Linked DNA regions of Mus musculus: region 2 is linked to region 1. The links are chromatin contacts, found by POLR2A ChIA-PET in ENCODE. All regions are on one chromosome and are shown on one strand. The core of a region is the stretch at or near the end of the contact, and the rest is flanking DNA. Distances in the headings are between cores, read along the strand shown.

Region 1 (4,978 bases), core at 1,603-4,102:
CCCAAAGGCCCTTGCTGGAGAGTGCTGGAGAGCTAGCTCACAATTCTTGACCCCTTACCTCCACTTAGTCTGGGGCCTCTGCAACCTAGCAGGGAAACAGAGTCACAGGCCTGTTGCTCACAGCAATCCTCTCACCCGCCAATTCCCAGGGAGGGGCAGGGGTCGAGGGAAACCTCCAGAGGTTCTGTGTCTCTGTCCCCCAACCCACACGTGACCTCCGGCTGGCCCCAGGAACACAGGCATGGAGCAGGCAGCAGCTCTGAGAGAAACTAATGGAATTGCCACCTGCTGATCTGCAGAGGGGACTGGGATGAAAAAGCGGAGCCAAGGGAAGAGAGCGGAGCCCCTTCCCCATGGCTGGTGGCCAGCCTAGAGGGGTCCAGCAGCAGGGTGGCCAGAGGCCTCTGGAAGGGAAGGGCAGCCAAAGCTGTAGGGTTGGGTTGCAGCTCTGGGAGGGGGTGGGGAGGGCTCCTGTAGCCACGTGACCCTCCCCGGGGCCAGCCTCTCCTCTCTGGGTTCCTGGGCTGTAACTGGAGCCGTGTTCCTGCCTGGGAGCCTCCGTGCCAGGCAGAGCTTTGGAGAGGGGGAAGGGAGAGGAGAGCCCCAGATTCCAGCTCCTTCTCCCGACTCCCTCTCCAGTTGGGCTGGGAAGGGACACTTGAGCACACCACATTTTCACAGGCGCACCCTCAGGCTCCCACTCCAGCTCCAGCCCTGCCAGGCCTTTCAGGGTTTCCAGACTCATCTCCTCCCTTGGCTGGGGAAGGGGTGGGACCGCTGGACACAGAATAGCCCAGGATACATCTTGTGCCCCTAACATATACATACATACATACATACATACTCCTCAGAAATCAATTCCAGAGAGACCCAGATCAACTAGCCTATCCTCCCAGGCCTCCTCTGACTCTTGGTTCAACAGGTACCCACTCTGCCCATCTTTGGGGTCTTTCCGCCAAGCCCAGACAGTGGATCTAATGGGCAGCTGCAGGAGAGGAGCGCTCAAAGGCATGGTCAGCTTTCCTTAATGGGTCCTCTGCAACAGAGAGCTAAGTAGAGGCTGACCCAAGCCATAGCAATACATCAGTATTGTCTTCGGTATCTGCTTGGGAGCCAGCTGACCTGTACTTAAACCCTGCCACGGAACCGGGAGTTCCAACACCCCTTCAGGCGCCAAGCTAGAGAATTTTCCCAAGATGCAAAGTATCAAGCCAGCTAAGCGAGGGTGAGAGAGAGGGATGGATGGGAGGCATTACAGCCACCAGGATTCTAACCCCATCACCTGTAGGTTCTGAATCCCAGGGCCACAAGGCCAGCAGCAGAGATCCCAGAAGGAGCAAAGTGGCCGCTCACGCAAGCCCAGGGCGTGTCAGATGCCTGACTGGGCCAGAAGAGAGGAAGGCACAGCTGGCTGATGGGCTGCTGTGACTCACCGCGGACCTGTGGCCAGACGGCCATCCTCAGCCCTCCCTCTTGCCCGCGGGTGAGGCTTAGGGCTGCACAGATGGCGTGCAGGGGCGTGCCAGGCCAAGGCCCAGGGGTCGGACCAGGGGAGCCAGGGTGGGGAGACCCTGGGAACCGAGACATGGAACTGACCCTGGAAGACAACCCAGAAGAAATGGACAGACGGAGGAGAAAGGAGGAGAAAGAAAAACACAAAGGGAAAATTTCCCATGAAAATATTTTATTTTCTTTGAGAACAGGATACACCTGCAGGGTTCCTCAGCCCAGCCGCCTCTCCCTGCCCTGGCGGGTGCCAGATTCCTAGACCAACGGGGCCCTCTGCCGGCCACACCGCTGCGAGCGGCCACTGAAGCCAGGGGCGAGGGAACAGGTGACCGGCGAAGGGCGGCGGCCCAAGACGCAGTCCAGATCACCCAGGACCAGGGTTGCGACCCGAGGGGCTAACCCAGGTCTCCCAGAGGGGGAAAGAAGGGTGATAAGCAGGGAGGGCAGAGAAAGCTGGGGCGCTGCCATGCGTGGTGCCACCCAGGACCTTGGAGAACTCAAAGTGCAGTGGGTGTCCCTCTAAAGATCGCTGGGTTCAGGCATCCCAAACCTGGGAAAGCGAGTAGAGAGGGAGGGACGAAAGGAACCAAAGGTGAAGAGACGCGCCCAAGAACGCGGCAAAACTGCTAACGCATAGACAGGCGAGTGCGGGCGGCGACCCCGCGGGACAGCGGCGGCGTTTACCCCCCGGGGTCAGGTCTCCCAGACGTGTTCCCGAGGGCCGAGGTCGGGGCCAGGCTCGGGCGAGCGCCAGAAAAAAGCGCAAGAAAAATAAATTTCTCCAGCTTGGAGGGTTTTTTTTCTCCCCTTTGGGGCTCAGTGCAAGGAACATCTGGATTTTGTACGTGTTTTTTTGTTGTTGTTAAATTAACTTTTCCAGGAGAGAAGGGGGGTAGTGGGCAGGGGCCAGGGAGGCTCCAGCCTTTTGGCAGGAACACCGCGGCCTAAGGCGGCGGCGGCGACTCGGGAGTCACCGTGGACCGCGGCCCCGCGCAAGCCCGTCGGGGACACCGGCCCCTCTACCTCTAGGGCGCACGGCGGGCAACGACCTGCGGACCGAGAGGCGCGCTCGCTGCCAACTAACGACTCCAAGCCACCCGTGTACCCCGCCGAGCACCTGGCGAGTGCTACCCCGGGCTCGATGCCCCCGTCCGGCCCCGCCGCCCTCGCCCGCCCTCGCGCGGCCGCCCGCCGCGGGCACCTACCCGAAGTAGGCGGCCGAAGGGCGCAGCGCGGCGAGCAGCAGCGTCAGCCCGAAGGCCGCGGCCAGCCAGCGCGCCAGAAGGGACCCATCCAGCATCTTGCCGCGCCGCGGCGGCAGACCATCGCGCTCCGGGCTCCGCGCAGGGCGCGCCGCGACCGCCGCCCTCTTATAGCGTCCGCAGCCGCGGCCGCGGGGCGGGGCGCCGGCCAGCTGGGCTCGGCCCGCCCGCGCCCCGGAGGAGGGGTCACGCCGGCGCCGGGGGCGGGCCGAAATCCGAGCTGCGCGCCCGCCGCCGCCGCCGCGGCCGCCGAGCTGCTCGGCTCGCGGGGCGGGCCTGGGGCGCGCTGTGGGGAGGGCTGGGCACGTGGCGCGGTGGGAACCCCGGTCGAGTAACGGAGCCAGAAGGAGCGATGGGGCGGGACTGAGAGACAGAGCAGGGTTAGACCCCGGGGCTAGGTGTCTGCAGCCAGGACACAAGTGCGAGCTCCGGGGTGTCTCCTGACAGTTAGGGACCGGGTGTTGGCCGCCGGGAAAGACATCCAAGAGCCGAGAAACTTGGACGACTGTGCTTGAGGGGATAGTGACTGGGTGGCTTGGGAGCGACGTTAGCCACTGGATTACAGAGCGGGAGCGTGGGGGGACGCGAATCCACTCGCGGGCCAATGTTGCCAAGAGGGAGCCACTGCTGAAAGTTGGGGTGCTGTAGCTGGAGGAATGGAAAGGCGACCTCTCCAAGGGAGACCAAAAAGGCATTTCTGCAGAGCCGGTGCTGTGGCCGACTTGGACCTGAGGATGGGACAATATGGTCCTCAGGGACTTCTGGACTACTAGCTGCAGATATCACTGACACTCAGGGACCTCATACCCCAAACAGGGTGGAAGATGAAGGGGACCGCTGGCCAGGATGGTGACTGGTCTGTGTGAAAGCCCAGAGCTGTGACTCATCTTCGTGGACTGAATTGTCTATAAGTCAAACCTTAACTAACACGCAGAGAAACACAATTGCCCAGGGCACCCAATAGACTGCTTAAGAGTCCCCTGACATTGGGGGAGGGGCGGCTTATTCAGGGACCATTCAAAGTGCTGGAGAATAGGACCGAGTGATTGGATCCTGACACATGCCCACCGCGTGTCAACCTTCCGTGCTGGAGACGCACTTTCTGTGCAAGACAGTGACACACACACACACACACACACCAGAGCCAAGCTAACAAAACCCAGGGACCTCCAACACTAGCGTGCCTCCCTGACCTGGGCTTACAGGGGCAAGCTCCACACCCTGGAAGGCAAACCTCCTTACCAGCCACCGCCTTCTCAACTTAGAGGGGCTGATTCTGGATGGGAGACCTCCAAGTCTGAGGGTTTTGAGCTCCTCTGGGAGGCTGAGTTGTCTAGCCGTGCACAGCAACTGCTCAGCCACCTGTCACGGCTCCAAAGGAAAGCAGAGGAGGAAATGAGTGAAAAAAAAAAAATCACATCAGCCTCCGCACTGGTCAGAGCCAAGCAGGTTACTCCTGTGGGTGTGGACCACCCAAGTGAATATACCCTGTCCTGACTGAAAAGCTTCCATATGTGGTGGGTGTGTGGCTGAGTGAGGGGTCGGGAGAGCCCATCACTTCCTCTCCGAGCCTTGGTTTCCCCATCAGAGGCCCATTTAACTACACGGTCAGGGGGACTCGTATCGCTCCCCATTGCTGGGAACCCACCTACACCCCACATCGCCATCCAATGGTGCTTCTGCATCAAAATGAACCCAGAAGGCAGCTCCAGCCATGGCAGCATGGGGGTGGTGTGTGTGTTGGGGGGGTGGGGAGCAGCATCAGGGAGACTTCCACCTGGAGGCCTGGCTCCCGCTCCTAGGAAGAAGCAGGAGACGGGAGACGCTGAGCGATGACATATTTAAAGGCACGAGATTGCTTCCAAGAAAAATGATGTGTGAGATTGTAAACGAGTGTCGCCAGGCACTGCAGGCGATGCATACTCGGTGAGAGCGGAGCTGGCACCTCGGCCACCCAGCAAGTGCAGAGGAAGGAGGCAGCAGTCTTGGGCAGCCCACGCACAGAGAGGCCTGGAGTCAGCCCTTGTACATCTTTGGAGATGGGGTGCTTGCTAGTGAGGATGACCTACCTTTTAGATGCTGGAGACAGTTCTGCTTTCTTTAGTCTTGGGTAGGTCTGATCACAGCAATGCTCCGGAAGTAAGGGTAGCCTATCTCTGAGTGTCCTGTCAAACTCAGAGCCCTGGCCCATCTCCAGGGGACCAGGG
Region 2 (4,978 bases), core at 1,467-3,966, 140 kb before region 1:
GGCAGGTGGATTTCTGAGTTCGAGGCCAGCCTGGTCTACAGAGTGAGTTCCAGGACAGCCAGGGCTATAAAGAGAAACCCTGTCTTGAAAAACCAAAAAAAAAAAAAAAAAAAAGTTTACCTAAAATTCCAAGCTACTACACACAACAGTATTAGGGCCTGTGTTAAGGTTTGCTCTGTTGCTAAAGTCTGTACCCTAAGGTCTAGACCTAGGAGTGAATTCTCAGTTACCAGCTCTTGTTGTGCAAACCTTGTTCCTTAATTTAAAACTATTGATTAAATAAAAATGGCTATGGCCAATTACTGGAGAAATTAGAGGTAGGCAGGGGTGGGAGGGTTTAGTTACCTGGTTGAGCATGAGAAAAAAGGAAAGAACGAGGAGGTGAGGAGAAGGCGCCATGAGAGATGGCCCTTGAGCACATGGCCGGGGGAAACATCACGCACTTGGGGAACACCACTGGGGGTGTAGCCAGGCCACGGTTAGAAAAGTAGAACAGGGGTTTCCCCCAGCAATTATCAAAGCTAAATAAAAAAACCACAGTCTGAGTATCATTTATTTGTACACTAGTGGGGATAAGCTTAAATTGGTTGTACTACAGGCCTGTGAGTCTGTTTCTGCCACGATGAGATCCAGGACGTGTGTCTGGTCACACTTTACCCAGCTCCTGCTCTGGGCCCACAGAAGTAGCATGGCAGGGTAGCTGGAAGCTGGTGTTTCTCTTGCATCTGGTCAGTTATGGGAACTGCAGGGGCCTGAATTCCATCCCACTCTACAGTTCAGAGCCTTATTGCGCACACAAATGATACAGGAATTCAACTGTTCATTGGTTCACTCAATGTTACACTGTGCCTTTTGCTGGGGGTCTGAGTACAATGGTCTGTACTTGTGAAAGGGACGTCAGGTAGAGGAAAACACACAGTCGCAGGGTCACCATGGAAAAGGGTAATGCTCTTCCCAAAGAGAGCATCACGTGAGCTGGGTCTTAGGGACAGCCCAAACTCCTGAGATGTAGGGAGCGCCTCGGCTTATGATGGCCTTACGTACTGACATGTCCAAGCTGAAAATACCATAAATGTCAAAACATACTAACAGTATGTGTTTATATGCTCACAACCTTAGCATTCCCAGTTCCAAAAGGAAAACACAACAGTGTGCCTAAGTGCATGACTACCGTAGCTTAGCACAGCAACAGAGCACACTGTAAAGGTGTGATCATTTTAGTAGATCCGGGGGTTTAGATGGAGGTTATGGCTTCTTGACCCTGTCCATCATTGAGAGAGAAGGGTGGGAGATGAACAGACCATATATAGCTAGCCTGGGAAGACACCATAATTCAAATTTTGAAGTAGTTTCTACTGACTGCAATGCATTCTTGCTCCAGCAAGACGTCAAAAATCTCCTAAGTAAAGCTGTCACAAGATGCTGTGTGAGAAAAGTGGAAGCTGATAAGGGAGAGTATTGAATGTGTCTTTAAAGAGTAAAGGGGTTTCCAAAGTGGGACAAGAGTGGTTGCGGAAAGGTCACTTGTCCCTTTAGAGAGCTTAGAATGGCCCAGGGGATGGCAAGAATCCCCAGAGCAATCGTAGAAGGAACAAGCGTCCTCTCAGTGGGGTTGCAGAGAGGACAGCCCCAGAGGATCTGAGATACCAGCTCAAAAATACAGAAGAGGAAGGAGACACCAGGCCGCCTGTACCCATACAAGATGTACGAAAGACTTACCTTCCCCATAATAGTCTACCTGGCTCGCTATGTTGATCTCCCCACATCTTCGCATCAGTTCTGTGATACACATTAGAACTCTGCTGTAGAGGTAGCCCCTCTGAGTGCAGTGGGCGTGCTCCACCTGGACTGGCTGCACTAGCTGCTTAGGGTAAGTGCCCAATGGCCATGCGCCGTCCTGTCTTATTACCTGCACAGATGCCAGTCCTTGAGGTAGAGGCAGCCCCGCGAAGAGGAGTAACTCCCTTGGATGTAGTCCTTCCAGTAACTGATATAGTCGCGGAAGGACATGTGCTCCTTGGGGTTTGAATTGTATTCTCGCACTCCACAGTTGGCAACCGGTACAACCGCGTCTCCTGCAGCGAGAGAGTCAGCACAGAAATGGCAGAGTCATACACGTAGTTCACCATCTTGGGGTCCGGCCACCCTCTGGCCGAATTATCCAGACTCCACTAGTCTGTCCGGCCCCGGCCGCCCTCCCATGCCGGGGTCTATACCTCCCGTCTGCGCCCTCCTACCATACTTCTGCTGCAGATACTCGAAGTCAGGCTTTCCCTCCGAGGTCACCCAGCGCCGCCTGCTGCCCCAGCCCTCGGTGAAGGCGCTAGAAAACACGCAGGGCAGGTTAGGCAGCAGGAAGCCCTTCACGAAGTCAGCATAGGAGAAGGCGTTCGGGGTCTGAATGAAGGTCACGCCGCTGGGTGTGGGGCCGCCACCGCCGCTAGGGACTGGGTCTCGGAGGTCCCGGTAGTACCGCTCGGCAAAGGTGCGTGTCTCCCGATCCATCCACCGGGAAACCTGACCCCAGAGGCCCAGTCCGGCTTCTCGCTACACCCCAAATAGGGACCGGAGGCTGAGAAACCCCCTAAAATCAGCTCGGAGTGGTAACCACAGAGAAAGAGCCCGGAACGAAAAGCCACAGGTGCGACATTCCAGCAGGAACGCGGGCCTTGGGGCTCCCAGGGTGTGCGCGTGCGCGCCTACGCGGCCCCGCCCTCTCGCGCAGGCGTACAAGCGCTCGCCGAGTGGCTGACCTGCTCCCCAGCTGCTGGCGTCTCTGTCTGGTGGTCCAGTGGAGCGTGCCATTGCGTCTTCTGCGTGCTCCTCTTGCCTCAGGTGAGCTGCTACCGCGCAGCTAGCCAGTACCGGAGCCCGCCACCGACACAGGAGATGAACATCAGTCTCAAACCTCAAAGGATGACTGGGTCCTGAGAGGATGCTGGGGCGCAGAGCGGGCGGTCAGGATCCGCGGGGGGTGGGGCGGCGGGGTGGGGGTGGGGCGGCGGGTGGGGGTGGGGCGGCGGGGTTGGGCGGCGGGGTGGGGGGTGGGGGTGATGTTCCCGAGTGTCTTGGATAGATTGTGGAGGAACCTTTTAAAGGATTGTGATGTTTCCTTAGAAATAGAACGAGGAAAAATTAAAAGGAGAAAATGAGCTTTTTTGGGGGGCGGGGGGGGGGAGATGCTGAGGTTCAGGTAGAGAGGTATGTATGCATTGGGAAGAGGGGAAGGATAGAAACGAGGCGGAGGAGGGTTGTTTGGCCAAACTCGCCTGTTGTGGCCTTTATCGTGACGCTTGTCTGGAGCTGTGTTGCGGCTAGGTCATGGTAGAGATGACAGCTCATAGAGAAATTCAAGTGACGAGAAACATCGATGCCAGGACTCGTGGTGCACGCCTATAATCCCAGTATTGGGGATGCTGAAACGGAAAGGTTCCGAGGTTCTAAGCCAAAATGAACCACAAATCATGACTTAGCTCCAAAAGAAAAAAAGCCAGGTTACAATAACAACAACAATAAAACCCCAACGCACCCAGAATTCCATTCACGTGTAATCACTAACTCTGGTATTGAGCCAGTTTTTTCCAGGTATGCATGTGTTTATACATTTTATCCCTGTTACCCCCTCCCTCTCTTCCCTCTTTTCCTGCATTGGCAGCATGTTATATTTGGAAACACCATTTTAGATTTTTTAAAATCTCCTCCTACAATTGGCCTACAATTCTTAAAATTCCTGGACAGGTTGAGTTGATAAATGCCATTTTGCATGCTAATGAGTCCAACACCATCCAACAGCCAGTAGGGTAGATTCCAGATGGAATGGCTCACTGAAAGACCTGAGTAGGATCAGAGGGTGGGGACTTTGAACCCAGCCCTCAGCTTCTAGGGCTAAAGGTTGAGTGGGTCATCAGTGGTCAGTGTCTCATCAGTCATGTCCACAGCATCCCTAGAAGACCCATTCAGAGGATCCTATGTGCTTAGGGAGGTGAGGGCTGGTTCTTCTTAGAAGTTGGTGGTTTTCTGAGTAATACGAGCTTCTAGGGGAACTCCAAACCAAGGAGGACCTCTGGAACCCTGCTTTCTAGGTGCTGGCCATCAGAGTGGTACTACAACCTGGGCTTGCATCTGCACCAATGTAGGGACATCTTGGGAGACAGAACCCCACCCTTGGGACCTAATATGATCTTGAGGCAGACATTTGTCAGAGCTGAACTGAATTAAGGACATTCTTCCTCTGGTGTTCACTGATAAGGACCCTTTTAGGGTCCCAGAATCCTGTACTGACTAGGACATGAGAGTAGAGGTAAAATATGTAGTTTGTTTTGTTTTCTGGGAAAGTATGAAACCCAGTTAGGAATTACTTCTTTGCTTGAGTATCTAAGACCATTGTCCACGAGCAAGAAAGAGGTCAGGGCCAGCAGGTAGGTATATATGCTCTCAAGAGCTCTGGGGCAGCGTAGCCTGTGGCACTGTAATGGGAACATGAGCCCTTGTGCCCTGTGTAGTTAGTGCTGTAATCCTGGTCTTCACATGATAGCTGGCCTCTGGGTGTTAGTAACAGAGCCGATTATGTGAGGCCTGGCGAGAGGCCCGAAACCCAGGTGTGTGCCCATGAAGTTGCCTCTCCTACCTCCAGCTGGGAAGTGCTGGTGATGCACATCCCCAGCCCACACAGACCTATGGAAACTGCGCATCCTGGGCAGAGCCACCCCAGAAGAAAACAGGAAAGGATTGGAATTGGCACCCTGGGGAGGGGAGGGGAGGTGGAAACACTGCACAGTCTCATTTCTCTCTCTGAATTTCTAGAGCATACCCTGCAGCAAGGCTGTGGTGTTTGCTCGAAACATCCTCAGACAGCATGCCTGAGCCTCCCAGGGTGGGGATGGGAACTTCTGAGGGAGTGGAAAGAGGGTCTGCTACAGAGCAGGAGGGCAGGTAATGGAAAAAGCCAGTCTTGCCGCCCCCGCTCGGACACACTGCC

Evidence for each region. ChIA-PET counts read pairs that join two places held with the same protein, here RNA polymerase II (POLR2A).
Region 2: POLR2A ChIA-PET joins it to region 1 with 27 read pairs in Patski. The contact joins the promoter of Snap47 here to the promoter of Wnt9a in region 1. POLR2A ChIA-PET finds 5 or more read pairs at or near these places in 2 of 5 experiments (Patski and embryonic stem cell).

The regions. Positions count from the first base shown.
Region 1 is chr11:59,304,804-59,309,781 of GRCm38, reverse strand. It overlaps Wnt9a (wingless-type MMTV integration site family, member 9A), which reads right to left and starts at 2,852. Exons shown (of 4, transcript NM_139298.2): 1 at 2,715-2,852. The coding sequence starts at 2,809.
Region 2 is chr11:59,447,772-59,452,749 of GRCm38, reverse strand. Snap47 (synaptosomal-associated protein, 47) reads left to right here and starts at 2,716. Exons shown (of 5, transcript NM_144521.3): 1 at 2,716-2,835. Jmjd4 (jumonji domain containing 4) reads right to left here and starts at 2,705. Exons shown (of 6, transcript NM_178659.6): 1 at 2,238-2,705; 2 at 1,910-2,075. The coding sequence starts at 2,505.